Regions from separate parts of the Mus musculus genome. Here region 2 is linked to region 1. A link is a contact called in ENCODE Hi-C data. All regions are on one chromosome and are shown on one strand. Each heading gives the region's core, a stretch centred on a gene start or an enhancer-like site at or near the end of the contact. The rest is flanking DNA. Distances are from core to core; before and after follow the strand shown. Region 1 holds the start of Tpbgl (trophoblast glycoprotein-like). Region 2 overlaps Slco2b1 (solute carrier organic anion transporter family, member 2b1).

Region 1 (2,926 bases), core at 268-2,767:
AGTGGTAGCCCTCCATCTGATCTCTGCAGGCCTCGCGCAAATTGTGCATCCAGCGTTGGATGCCGCGGCGGTTTAGGTAGAGCACCATGAGGAAGATGAGGCCGATGAGTGCCAGCACCAGCCCGAAGAAGACGTAAGAGGCTTCCAACTCCGGGCCGGCGACGTCTATCCCTTCCCCGCTCTCGTGTGCATCGCCGTCGGAGCAACCTAGTCGCGCCTCGTCCAGGTCTATCAGAGGCCGGTCCAACAGTACGCGCGGGGAAGCGCAGCGCAGGCGGCGCGCGTCGGGTACGCGCTCGGTGGCGTTGTGCAGCCAGGCCAGCAGGGGGCGCGAGGTGCACCCACAGCTCAGTGGGTTGTCCGCCAGCAGCAGGCGCGGCTGGGGCAGGTCGCCATCGCGCTCAAGCGCGCTCAGCTCGTCCGGGCCCAGGCCGGCCAGCGCGTTGACACGCGCATCCAGCTGCTCCAGGCGGGGCAGGCGCAGCGCGGCGAGTGGCAGGCGGCTCAGCGCGTTGCCTACCAAGCCCAGCAGGCGAAGCTCGGCCAGGGGGGCCAGAGCGGCGTCCAGTGCATCCAGCATCCCGGGGCTGCCTCGAGCCAGCGCGTGATTGAGCTGTAGTGAGCGCAGCGCAGGCAGCCCGCGAAAGGCGCGGTAGCCCAGGGCGCGTAGCGGGTTGTGGCTTAGGTCGAGTGCCGCCAGGCTGGGCAACCCGTCGAAGGCACCGTCCTCTACTACCTCGATGTTGTTGTGTGTGAGGCGCAGCGCGGTAAGGAGCGGTAGGCGCACGCCGTCCGTCGCCCCCTCGCCCCCTCCCGCGAAGGCTGCGGCGCGCAGCACGGTCAGGTTGGCGCCCACGATGGTGAGGTTGCGCGCGTCGGGTGGCACGTCCCGGGGCGGCTGCCGGAGCTCCGCGCCCGACGCGCAGCGCAACATTAACCGGGGGCTGCCGAAGCAGTAACACTGGAAGGGACAGGGCGCGGCGGGCCGGCTCAGCGCCGCCGCCAAGAGCAGCAGCCCTGGCAGCGGGCTCCAGAGCCCCCGCTGTCCCGCGCGCGGGGCCATCGCGGCCGTCCCCGCATCCAGCCCCCGGCCCGCAGCGCTCACCAGTGAATTGGGAGCGTTTGGAGATGATGGGATGGGGGTGGCACGGGAAGGTGGCTGTGGGCTAGACCTTGACCCGGAGCAGCTGACAGTTCCGACCGGTCCGTCCTCCAGCTTGTAAAGTCCGAGGAGCCTTCACTTTGATGGCTGGGGGCTACAGGGGTCAGGCGGGGAGCGGAGCCCCCCGCCCTCGCTGCCCTCGTCGCCCTGCGCTCCGGCCTCCGACTTCCGCGGCTGTTCCGGGCTCCGAGCCGAGTGGGCAGGGTTTGCCTCCCCCTCCCCGCCTCCTGGCCGCCTCCTCCGCCCCCAGCGGAGTCTCCGCACCTCCTCGCAAGGGAGGCGGGGTGGGAGGCTCCGGAGATGCAGGCTTAGGGCCGCTGCGCTCTCTTGCTCCCCTGCTCTCTAGTTCACGAGCTGCTGAGAAGTTTGGCTCCCCAAGCTCTGACTTGCTTCTTTCCCCACCCCCTTCGTTTAGGCAGCTTCTTTCCTCCTCCCTCCGAAGCACACGTGGGGCGGGGCCCTCAGGGCTGACCTGGCAGGTGGATCTGTGCACCCAGAGAAGGTGGGAGAGTTTAGAGCTGTCCCTAGAAAAGGAGGCAGGGCTGAGGGGTGGGCTGACAAAGTTACTCTTCTTGTAGTCAAGGAAAGGAGCTGTGCTAAGGGAGCGAGCCTGGAAAATCCCTAGCCTTGGATGTCTCCTTTGCGAACCCAGTTCCCTTAGGCTGTGTCTAAAACTCTGCAGGTCCTGTGTGTCCAGTCTTTTATCGACCCTCTTCTATGTTCTAAAACACCCTCTGTCCCCACATCTCCCGCGCCCTAATTCAGGCTGCTCTGCCTCTGCCAAGACCACTCCCATTGGTTCCACCTTTCAGGCTGGGCCCCTCCTAGGCTCAGGGAGCGGTGGGTGGAGTGATTCAGCTCTTTGCTTGCCCACCCCGCCCCAGCACTGAGTACTGCCAGGATACTGTGCCCCTTCCCCTCCAAATTGCCCTACCAGTCAATATTGAGTGGTGTGCCGGTTGGGGAGAGGGCTCTAGGAGCAGGAAAATCAGGAACTGATTTTGTAGTGGAGGGTGGGGGTGTGGTAAAATCCAGGGCTGAGGTGGGGGCTGAGCTGTTAATAGGCTTGTTTTGTTTTGTTTTGTTTTTCTTTCTTTCTGGGTTTTACTTATTTACTTTTTTTTTCCTCCAGAATTGAGAAGCTCAAGACCTGATTTAAAGAGACAGACTCCAGAGGAGGGAGCATTCCTGGTCTTGGCATGAATTATTCAGGTTGGAGAAGCTGACATTTGATCTGCAGGCCATTCGAGTATCTTACTTGGCAGAGCTGGTTGGGATAGAGGCTCCCCTCCTCCCCATAAGCATCAGTCAGTCTCTTTCTCCTGAACTGAAGACTACTGGTTGGTTTCTTCCCTGAAGTTGCATTTAGAAGATCGACCAGCAAATTGAAACCACTTTCTGAGGCATATCCTGCATTCCCTGGGTCTCAGGCAAATACCAACACTAAGGACCAGGCTGGTGATCTTGCTGGACTCCCTCAGCTCATATTGACCTAGTCCTGTCTCCATGATAACCTCCAGATGCTAGCAGATGACAGTAGTAGCTTTTAGAGCTGGACATGTCTGTATACATGGCCACCTGAGTTTACACACGTGTGCCTCTACACAAAAAGGCAAACTTTACACAAACAGACTTACACATGCCCATGTGTGGTCTATCAAATTTATTCTTACTTGGATGTGCATGCATGTGCACGGGAGGCTTGCACACAGCAGTTCCAAACAAATGTGTCTCACATAGACACATGCAGGCACATTCGTGCCT
Region 2 (2,981 bases), core at 413-2,912, 42 kb after region 1:
CTCTCTCTTCCATTCCGTTTAAGTCTAGCGTGTCCCATGCTATCACATTACGTTGGACTCTTTTCCCGTCCTGCTCTAGTTTTGAAATTCTCCTCACGCCTTTCAGTTCAGAGTTACGTGGGAGTTTATTAAATGTGTTTATTTCTGTTCGGGTCTGTTTGAGTCGAGTCTACTTCCCTCCATCTCATTTGGGTCTATTTCATTCACTCCGTCTCATTTCAGCCCCCCCCCCCATTTCTATTAGATTGTTCTCCCTCCCTCCACTCCCACCGGGTCCTTTCCATCTTGTCTTGCTCTTTTGAACCAGCCTGGGCTTGGGTCTTTCCTTCTTTGTCCTTAACTCAGATGCCCACTCCTGCCCTGATGCCTCTCGGCTAGAGTGTGTTTCCTGAGAGCATTGTACCGAACCAATTGTACATTTTATTCATTTAGCCGTTTTATTGCCAGCTCACCCCCATTTTATTTCAGAGTAGTAATTTTTACAGTATCAGTTGCTTTATCTCTAGAGCCCAGGGCACACTGGTCATTTTGTCAAAACGTTGTAAATACTGTTTAATGGATGAGGACTGGATCAAATGTCCAAACGCCGGGGGCAGAGAATCTCAGGTCTCCAGAGAAAATGAACCCTGGGCAGCCGTGGGCCAGGAGGCTCCCTGGATGTAGGACAGAGCTAGGACCTAGAGAACAAGGGGACTTGGAGAGGAATTCCTAATGGGATGTGGGCAGGAGAGCAGGCTGGAGACAGGCAGTAATCATGACTGTTCTGGCGTTGGGGACCTCCCTAGGATCTGGGTAGATCTGGAGTCCTACCTCAGTGCCTTGTTCAGGCTGCCCTTCCTAAAAGTGCTAAACCTTTGAGCTCAGAATAGTTGGTAAATCCCTCCCTTCCTTCCTGGGTTCCGTGTTCGGGCGAGTAGGGTGTACAGGGATGCCTGAGGACAGTTTCTGCTCTGATGGATGGGTTTCTCCGCTGTTAGACAGACAGACAGACAGAATGGGAAAGAAACAAGAGAAACCTGAATGTGCTAGTGAGGAGAGACATCCATAGAGGCCAGGCTAGAGAAAGAGCCTTTGATTCCTGCCAGACCAAAGCCTGCATCCCTATGTTATAGGAGACACATTTTATCTCTCCTCAGAGCATAGTCAGACTAGCTTGATCACTATCCTCAAAGTCTGGCCTTGTTTCCTTCAGAGCCAGAAAATAAAGTCAGCCCTGGAGGGGTGAGTAGGGACCACAGTCACAGAACGCCTCCCTCTAGTCCCTAGTCCTTTGCCTCCAGACCAGCTATTCAGCTAGCATTTGGGATGAGTTAGGTGGCCCTAGACATCACTCTAGGTAGCTGCTGCCACCCTTTCCCTCGGTCACTCCTTGTCTCTCTCCTTCCTCCCAAACTCCCTTCCTTCTTTTTTCCTCCCCCACCCCTCCACACTTGCTCAAGGTATCTGAAGCTCCACACGAATTGGTCTTTTATATTACTTGGTCTTCACTGTAAAGAGGGACCTGGGGTTGGGGGGTGGGCATGGACACACCCAGGTTTGTCCAGAGAGGAAAGCCAGACTCTCTTCACTTCCAGCACAGAACCGCTCTCCCTCTGCCCCTCCCATTCGGATGCTGTCCTTTCTGGCGGCCTGGCTCCAGAGGGCTCCTCTCTCCACAATGCTCATTCTGCTGTCCTCATCACTGCAGTGGACTGTGAGCCCATCCCCCACTTCTCAGCAGCCACAGCCTTCTCCACAAGGGATGGAAAATTCCTGGAGGGCAGGGCCATGCCTTTCTTTCCCTTAGCTACCTGAAGGGGAATTCCAGGGCCTGTCTCCTGCTCAGGTTCAGCCTCCGCTTAGCACAGGGCTTCCCTCACTCAGCACAAGGTCTCCCCATCAGACAACGGACCTTCCTCAACTCAGGGACTGCCTTCCTCAACAGCCTTGCCCGGCTCAGAGGCCAGGCACTGGACAAGGGTGCCCTCAAACTAGTGCTGCTTCCTCCCACAAGTCACAGGCTTCTCTAAGTCCCGGACCATGTAGCTCCCATCAAATGAGGATCTCCTCTATCATGTTGGTCTGGGTCTGAACTCTTTCATCAGATAGCTTCCCCCTCCATTTGCAGACTGGGAGAGAATGTGACTCCCCCACCAGGTAAGAACTTCCACTGCCAGGGATTGTCTTCCCCAAGAGTTTCTTCTCCTTCAGGCTACTCTCCCCCCACCCTCCGCCGTACCCCCACCTCCATGATTACAGGTGCTGAAAGCCAAGTCCTGGTAGAGCTTTGCTGCCCAGAGGCCAAGTTGGTTAACCAGCCACAAGGCCTACAGAAGCTGGACGGTGCAGAGACGAGCTGGCCCAGACTACCAGCTCTAGGATTTAGTTTGCACAGCCAGCCCCAGCTGCACCCTGAGTAGGAGGCAGAGTGGGGATTAAAATGTTCGTCCATGCTACAGTGTGCTGAGTCCTTCCAGTAATCGGGGATGACCTGAGGTCGACAATGCAGGCCACTGCCTCTAGGCCCAGCCCCATGGAATTCAGTCAGTCCCTTTTCCTGGGAATGCTGGGAAATTTGGGGGGCTAGATTATAGTTACCCCAACATCGAATCTTAGAAAACTGGCAAAAAAATTGGAACCAATTCCTTCCTGCTACACATGTCTTTGGTGAAGCGTAAAGGATCCTTTGGATAATACCTTTGTAAATGGTATTAAACAGCAGCACCACTTACTGTTCAAATGTGAATAAGAATAAAAAGGTGTGATCATAGGAAAAAACCTATACCTTACATAAGTGGTTTTTAAAATTGTAGACAGGTGCTATCTGTGTGTGTCTCATCCTATTCGACATGTCAATCCTTGAGAAAGGTGAAGCATATATTACCAACCCAGTCTGTATATGAGGAAACTCAGTTCAGAGACAGAAAACAACCTCCGAAGACCGTACAATGACCAGTGTCTGGCAGGCTTTCCGTCAGGGTCGTTTGACTTGCCTGGACACA

The links. Hi-C counts contacts between places; a loop is a spot of excess contacts on that map.
Region 2: a loop to region 1 is called in a map of gastrocnemius, with 5 times the contacts of the local background. The contact joins the enhancer-like site here to the promoter of Tpbgl in region 1. A Hi-C loop is called at or near these places in 9 of 37 maps with a recorded cell type or tissue (adrenal gland, gastrocnemius, heart and 1 more).

Annotation. Positions count from the first base shown.
Region 1 is chr7:99,625,586-99,628,511 of GRCm38, forward strand. It overlaps Tpbgl (trophoblast glycoprotein-like), which reads right to left and starts at 1,518. Exons shown (of 1, transcript NM_001195529.1): 1 at 1-1,518. The coding sequence starts at 1,063.
Region 2 is chr7:99,667,334-99,670,314 of GRCm38, forward strand. The region is part of intron 8 of Slco2b1 (solute carrier organic anion transporter family, member 2b1); the gene reads right to left. Among named protein-coding and RNA genes, the nearest start is that of Gm25409, 15 kb to the left of the region's middle. Within about 2 kb of position 1,663, at least 1 of the 3 ENCODE cell types and tissues checked has a DNase peak (open chromatin) inside an H3K27ac peak, as active enhancers do; it is heart, where a contact is called at or near this core.